Regions from separate parts of the Homo sapiens genome. Here region 1 is linked to region 2. The links are chromatin contacts, found by Hi-C in ENCODE. All regions are on one chromosome and are shown on one strand. The core of a region is the stretch at or near the end of the contact, and the rest is flanking DNA. Distances in the headings are between cores, read along the strand shown. Region 1 holds the start of DDX1 (DEAD-box helicase 1). Region 2 has its middle 22 kb from the start of LINC00276.

Region 1 (3,743 bases), core at 882-3,381, 1.2 Mb after region 2:
AATTTGCATCTTTAATTTTTTCATACTTTATCTCTTCCTTGAGACAGGGTCTTGCTCTGCCACCCAGGCTGGAGTACAGTGACACCATCATAGCTCACTGCAGCCTCCACCTCCTAGGCTCAAGAGATCCTCCCACCTCAGCCTCCCAAGTAGCTGAGACTACAGGTGTGCACCATGCCCAACTATTTTTTAATTTTTTTTGGAGATGGGGGTCTCATTATGTTGCCCAGGCTGGTCTTGAACTTCTGGGCTCAAGTGATCCCCTTGCCTCAGCCTCCCAAGGTGTTGGGATTATAGACATGAGCCATCATGCCCAGCCGATTTTTCACACTTTAAAGGTGGGCATTGGCAAAAGGCACAAAAATTAGATTTCAGATTTCCCTTTGGCAAGTCCTGCATAATATGGGTCTTGTATCTCTCCTTGGAATGTGGGGGTACTTGGTATCCATTCAAAACTGGTACACTGCATAACTCTCAGGGTCTTATTTAGACAAAATATAACAAGAATAGAGAATATAATGTGAATAGTGCCCCCTGGAAGTGTAAAGCTGCAGGGCTGAGTGTATTGTCCTGGGCCTTTGGAGCTTCAGGTGAATCCTGTTACATGTAATAGTAATAACAGAGCTAGTTATATTGTCACCATGTGCTATGCACTATTTTAGATGCTTTATGTATTTTATTTGATCCTCATAACTATCATATGAGAAAGGTACTATTGTTCATCCCTATTTCACAGGTAAGTAAACTGAAGCCCAAAGAAGCTTCATGACTTGTTCAAGGTCACACAGCAAGCAAGTGGCAGACCTAGAATCCAAACTCAGAATATGGTTCCCAACTCTGTACTTCTAACCCTATTCTATCTTTTTTATTTTTTATTTTTTTGAGACAGACTCTCCCTCTGTCGCCCAGGCTAGAGTGTAGTGGCACGATCTCAGCTCACTGCAGCTTTCGCCTCCCAGGTTCATGTGATTCTCATGCCTCAGCCTCCGGAGTAGCTGCAACCCTATTCTTTTTTCTTTTTTTTTTTTTTTGAGACGGAGTCTCGCTCGGTCACCCAGGCTGGAGTGCAGTGGCGCGATCTCGGCTCACTGCAACCTTCGCCTCCTGGGTTCAAGCGATTCTCCTGCCTCAGCCTCCCGAGTAGCTGGGACTACAGGCATGCACCACCACACCCGGCTTCTTCTGTGTGTGTGTGTGTGTGTGTGTGTGTGTGTATTTTTTGTAGAGAAGGGGTTTCACCGTGTTAGCTAGGATGGTCTCGACCTCCTGACTTCGTGATCCGCCTGCCTCGGCCTCCCAAAGTGCTGGGATTACAGGCGTGAGCCCCCGCGCCCGGCCGCTGCAACCCTATTCTATCTTGCCTGAGGGTTCCACTTTTCTCCATGACACTCTGGGGCAGGCTACAGATAGCACAGCACGCGCCCTCGCATTGCGCAGATGTGGCTCAGATCCCACGCTGCCATTCGGTAGATATGTGTCTTTAGATAAGTGACTTAACTTTCCCGAATTTTAGAGTCCTCATCTAAAGATTCTAATACCTTCCTGACAGAGTGAGTGTCTGGTTGGGAGGATTCCTCATTTACTTTCCCCATCTCTCTGCAAAGAGAAAGGAGTTAAAATTGCATGGAAGTCAAACCCGAAATTATAAAAGCGACATCAAACATGGGTGAAGGGAGGGAGACCTAAATCATTACTTAGTTTAAAAAAAAAATGTAACAAATACCTACTGGCTGCCAGGCACTCACTGGCATTGGTGCTCAGGGCAATGAATCCAGTCCATCTCTCCGGGTCATTCACACACCAAGGCCCTGCTCACCTTTGGAAAGCTGGGGGACTGAGTGGGGAGGGCACGGTGTGGTGTCAGCCTGAGCCCACTGGATGACCCTAATCACCAAACATCTGCTTCCTTCTCTGTAGCTGTGACCCTGATACCGCGTGGTGTGCTCCGAACACATGGTGCCCAGAACGAAGGCGGCGTCCAGAAGCCCTAGGTCCCAGAGGTCCGCTCAGCGGCAGGCGCATAAGGCGGGGCCGGCGCGGGCCTTTCCTTCCATCGGAACCGTTCTCCCGGGGCTGAGTCCCTGCCCGGACTCCGAACGCCGAAGACCAGGGGCCGGAAGCGCGCGCCGCCACTGCCACGCCGTGTCAGTCGGGAGGGAGGGAGCGAGCAGGCGAAGCCGCGGAGGACGGGGTGAAGATGGCGGCCTTCTCCGGTGCGTTTGTGGAAACTCTGGGGGTGGTGGGGCGGCTTGTTGCACGCCTCAGCCCTGGGGCCGCCCGCGGAGAGCTAAAGGGGCGGGAGCGGACAGGGGTCAGGGAGACAGAAGGGCGCTGTCCGCTGCAGTCCCTGATGGACCCGCGTTGCGGGATCAGGGGCGGCCGCGGCTCGGGTTCGGAGGACGATTCTTCCCAGGAGCGGGCCGGAACGTCCCTCCCCCTGCCCTTTCCCTTCTACCAGTCTCCACTTGGCTTTCCTGCCAGTGCACCTTCGGCTGCAAAATCTAGGCGGCGGCGTTGCTCTGGCGGCTCCCAGACGCCTGGGCCTCCTGCCTCTTAACGTGGCAGTGACCCTTTGGGAACCCTTTTCTGCCCGCGGCTCATCTGGGCTTGGCCAGGCAGAGAGGCGAGACGGCGTGGGGAGGAGTCATTGGGGAAAAATGACGATCCTGCCTCTGTCCAGTTTTTTCAGGCCCTTCCAAAACGTCCCAGGCATAAACCTGATCTTTATTTGTTCTTAAACGTTGTTATATCAACATTAATGTTCAGTGTTGAAGCTAAAGGGAAAGCATTTTCATTAACGTACGCACCAGTCCAACATAAGTTTGGAAAATTCATATTTATTTGCCGTCTGCTACCCTCCTTTATTCCAAATATGATTTGATATGGCTTATCGAACCCTACAGTTGATATTTTCGCCTCTTGCTTTATCATCCTCCTGTTAGGCATCCAGTTTTAGGAAGCTGTAATCAGCCTTAAATGCGCTAAACGTGATACATTTATGTAGCACTTATGTAACGTTTATTGCTATATAAATGTATCACGTTAGGCCTAATGTCCTTTAATGTTATTAACTTTTTAAGATGACTTCAGATGTAGTATTTTATATTTTTTAGTTTTCTTCTGTAAGAATATTAGGAATTCCATATCTCCAGTCATGTAAGATATTTTTTTTCTTTTTTGGGGGGGAGAATGGGGGGGTGGGGGGATGTAGTCTCCTTCTGTCGCCCCAGCTGGAGTGCAATGGTGTGATCTTGGCTCACTGCAGCCTCCACCTCCCAGGTTCAAGCAATTCTCCTGCCTCAGCCTCCTGAGTAGCTGGGATTACAGGCGCCTACCACCATGCCCTGCTCATTTTTGTATTATTAGTAGAGACGGGGGTTTCACCATGTTGGCCAGGCTGGTCTCGAACTCCTGACCTCAGGTGATCCGCTCACCTCGGCTTCCCAAAGTGCAACAGTCATGTAAGATTTCTGACTGTTTCAGTTACATCTTCTAATAGGATTCAATTGGAAACTGCTCAGAGTTGTTGCTGTTTTTCTTTTCCCAACATTCTCCTAAAACGATTTTAGAGCCAAGGTCTGTAGGATAGTTCTAGGTAGTCATTTTATAGGTTCACATCTTTGGGAGTCATACACAAATTTCATGAATGTTAGAGGTAAAGGACTGGAAAAAGTCTGTGATATGAAATAAGACAAAACTGGAATTTCACGAATGTTTCTAATTTTTCCTTAACTGTTAAAAGT
Region 2 (3,652 bases), core at 776-3,275:
GCCTTGCTTCTCCTGCCTAATGTGAACAGGAGAGAGGCTGGAGCAGGTGGCAGGAAGAGGAAGACTCACTCACTTTGCAAAATTCTGTGAGCTCCTTACAACCACACAAACAGCATCAAAACACTTTCTTACTGGATTTAGAATGGCTGAAATCCAGAACATTGACACTACCAGCCCTAGAAAGAATGCAGGGCAACGAAAACTCTCATTCATTGCTGGTAGGAATGCAAAATAGTACATCCACTTTGGAAAACAGTTTGGCTGTTTCTTACAAAGCTAAACATACTCTTACCATAAAATCTAGCAATCATGCTCTTTGATATTTACCCAGAGGAGTTAAAAACTTATGTCTACACAAATGTTTATAGCAGCTTTATTCATACGTGTCAAAATTTGAACAACCAAGACATCCTTCAGTAGTTTGATGAATAAATAAACTGTGGTACATCCAGATAGTGGAATATTATGCAATGCTAAAGGGAAATGAGCTATCATGTCAAGAAAATACATGGAGGAAACTTAAATTCATGCTACTAAGTTAGCCAAGTCAATCTGAAAAGATCACTATTGTACATTTCCAGGTATATGACATCTAGAAAAGGCAAAATTATGGAGATGGCAAAAAAAATTCTACGTTTGCCAGAGATTAGGGAAAGGAATGAATTGGCAGAACACAGAGGATTTTTAGAGCAGTGAAACTAATTTTTATGATACGATAATGGTTAATATATGTCACTGTACATTTGTTCAAACTCAGAATATATAAAACAAAGAGTGAACCCTAATGTAAAATGTGGACTTTGAGTGATTAAGACATGTCCATGTAGGTTCACCAGTTATAACAAACGTACCACCCTTGTCCAGACATTGATAATGGAGGAAGTTATATCTGGGTGGGGGAAGATGATATGCAGAAAATCTGTACGTTCTGCTCAATTTTGCTGTGAATCTAAGACTGTTCCAAAAAATGAAGACTATTTTAAAAACACATACACACACTGTCTTATGGTATCTTCCCTCAGTTATTAGGCTTCTTCCACTGCCAAATAATCTTCTTTTTCACCTTAGCCACAGCCTCACCTTCAGTATGCCTTCTGTCTCATCCACATGGTAGTCATTCCCTTACTCCATGGTCTCAGAAGTTTAGTTCATCATGGCTGGCTACTGTCTAGGTCCATAAATGTAGATGTAGCTCTCCAACAGAGACCCTGGACGGTAGGGGTTTGAACTTCTCCTGTAACTAATTCTGTAGGATGATGGATTAAAAACACGCTTTGGATGAAGAAAGATGCCTCAGGACATCCTATCTTAGTCACCCACCAGATGTGAGACAAAAGAAAGTTATGGTAAAAAAATGTCAGTTCTGCGACTTCTGTAACTTTCAACAGTTATTTCTGCCCTCTAGCATAATCCTAGTAATGAGTAATATACATTAAATCGCCAGTGAACAGGGGCATTGACTGCATTTTTAAAAATTATTTAACTTAAATACCCTCTAGTCTTAAGATAGATTTCTTTGAATCTGGCCTCATTTTATTTGCTGCCTTCCTTTGCTTTAAAATTCCGACCTAACTCACTAAGCAAACAACAGAGGCTCAAAATGTTCAAGAACCTCCAAAATTAGGTACGTTCATTGTGGAAGGATACATCATATCATCATTCTTTCAAGTAATTATGAAATTCTATATTTTACTTGATTGACTATGTCTGAAAAAAGATAGGAAATATAAAAGAACTAGAACTCTGTTTAGTTGCATCCTCACTATCTTCCAAGCACTGTGCCAGGCTGTGAGAATAAAGTCTTGAAAATGATACTGTATTTGCCCTTGATGTGCCAGTATTAGTAGAAGGAAAATGACTGTTATGACAATTACTAGGCTGGAAGTGAGAAAGGAAAATAAAGAGGTAGACAAGTGCCTGAATATAAAGAAAGAAACTAACTTTGCAAAGATTATGGCAGAGAAATCTAACACAGCTGACTCCATCTTGCTTATAACCTTACAAGTTAATAGCCCTTGCTCATTTCTGGGCACAGGCCAAGCTAACTACCAGAGGAATTTAGTTTACACTTTAAAGGAAGGACGATAATAGCTCCTTCCTGAAACTAACTCTCCTTGTTTGGGGAATGAAACTGCCTTTGTAAAAACTGATGAAAGGTCACAAGTTTAAAATTATGATAGGGGCTTGAATTCTGCTAAGCTATAAACATAGTTAAGTGATAGCCAGCCATTGTTCCCTATCTTGATTACTGCTAGGAGTTTTGTAGCTGGAGGTCACAAGATTTGTAACTTCCCCAATTGTTCCTATAGATAACAGCCATATTGTCAAAACCTAAGTTTGGTCTTTGAGATATTTTTCAGATGTTTGCATTCAAGCAGACCAACCAAGGCCACCTGAACCCATGAGTCATACCAAGGAACTGACTCAAATGGTCCAGTGACCCCTACCTAGAAATTGACTCAGTACATGAAGACAATTCGGATACATCTATGATTTCATCCTTAACCAATAAACAGCACCCATTCCCTAGCCCCCTGCCCACCACATCATTCTTTTAAACTCTAGCCTCTAAGCTCTCAGGGAGATGGATTTGAGAAATAGCTCTTATCCTCCTGCCCAGACACCTTGTGGTAATTGAACTTTTTCTCTGCGGCAATGCTACTATCGCCATGTATTGGCTTTTTTTCTGCAGCAGGCAAAAAGAACATGCTGGACAATTACAATAATATTTTAGAATAAAAAGCTGAAACTTGATTTTACAATAGAGAGCATTAACTTCTGTGTTTAAAACACAGATAAAGATAAGATAAGTTGAGGAAATTTCTCAGGTAGAAATATAGGAACTGTTTTAGAAGGAACAAATCTGGAAGAGGGATGAAGAGACTTCTTAGTTTACTGTTGCAATTATCTAAGGAGCAGATGATAAATCTTAAAAGTTTATGGTAGTCATCTGAAGAGGCAGTGAGGGTAAGCCTGGCTCTCTGCAAACTCTGTGCAAGATGAACTAATCTGGTAACAATTTGCTAGTTGAATAAGAACAAAAAAAGTTAATAGGATATCTCCAAAGACCATGATAAAAATATCTCCAGAAAAATGCTTTTCTCAACCCCTACCTCTGTACTACACTGTGTAAAGCTGGCAGGAATAAAATGCTAGATTTTTAGAAAATAGTAATTTTGGGATAGCATTTAGACAACTTTCTCATGTAGAGAAAAATAATTTTAAATATTAACTGAAATATATATTGCTTGTGAATTTTTCTCGTCATCATTCCACCATTCAATTATCTGTAAAGCTGAGACTTAAAGCCCTAAAAAAGAGAAGTCATAAATGACTCTAGTGGTAACTACAAGTTAATCTTTAACAATGACTTCATAAATTGGTTCTTAGAAGTTTATGGCACGGAGGCAGTAACCCTCTGTTGCTCAGTCTATAGAAATGAGTTTTATTGTTTCTCAGATATATTCCCTACTACTCTTCGATGACAATTCAAGCTGAACCATGACTTGCTATTCACCCTTGATTTTAAAAGCAAACCCTGTTTTCGTAATTATTTCAGGCACTAAAACTAGTCATCTGAAAGTAAATCAAAAGTGATTTCTCTCATCCCAATGAAAGTTTCATACTCTGCCCCAACACAAACTCAGTTGAG

The links. A loop is a pair of places that touch in the nucleus more often than their neighbours do. Pooled maps may share reads with other maps.
Region 1: a map of Calu3 shows a loop between it and region 2 (9-fold over the local background). The contact joins the promoter of DDX1 here to the enhancer-like site in region 2. A Hi-C loop is called at or near these places in 3 of 168 maps with a recorded cell type or tissue (Calu3, IMR-90 and heart left ventricle), 3 of 37 single-sample maps with no recorded cell type and 9 of 50 pooled maps.

Annotation. Positions count from the first base shown.
Region 1 is chr2:15,589,737-15,593,479 of GRCh38, forward strand. DDX1 (DEAD-box helicase 1) reads left to right here and starts at 2,132. Exons shown (of 26, transcript NM_004939.3): 1 at 2,132-2,213. The coding sequence starts at 2,198. It overlaps LOC124905975 (a long non-coding RNA gene), which reads right to left and starts at 2,033. Exons shown (of 2, transcript XR_007086224.1): 1 at 1,724-2,033; 2 at 1-1,596. RefSeq lists an enhancer at 2,171-2,230.
Region 2 is chr2:14,421,291-14,424,942 of GRCh38, forward strand. No RefSeq gene overlaps it. Among named protein-coding and RNA genes, the nearest start is that of LINC00276, 22 kb to the left of the region's middle. Within about 2 kb of position 2,026, at least 2 of the 41 ENCODE cell types and tissues checked have a DNase peak (open chromatin) inside an H3K27ac peak, as active enhancers do.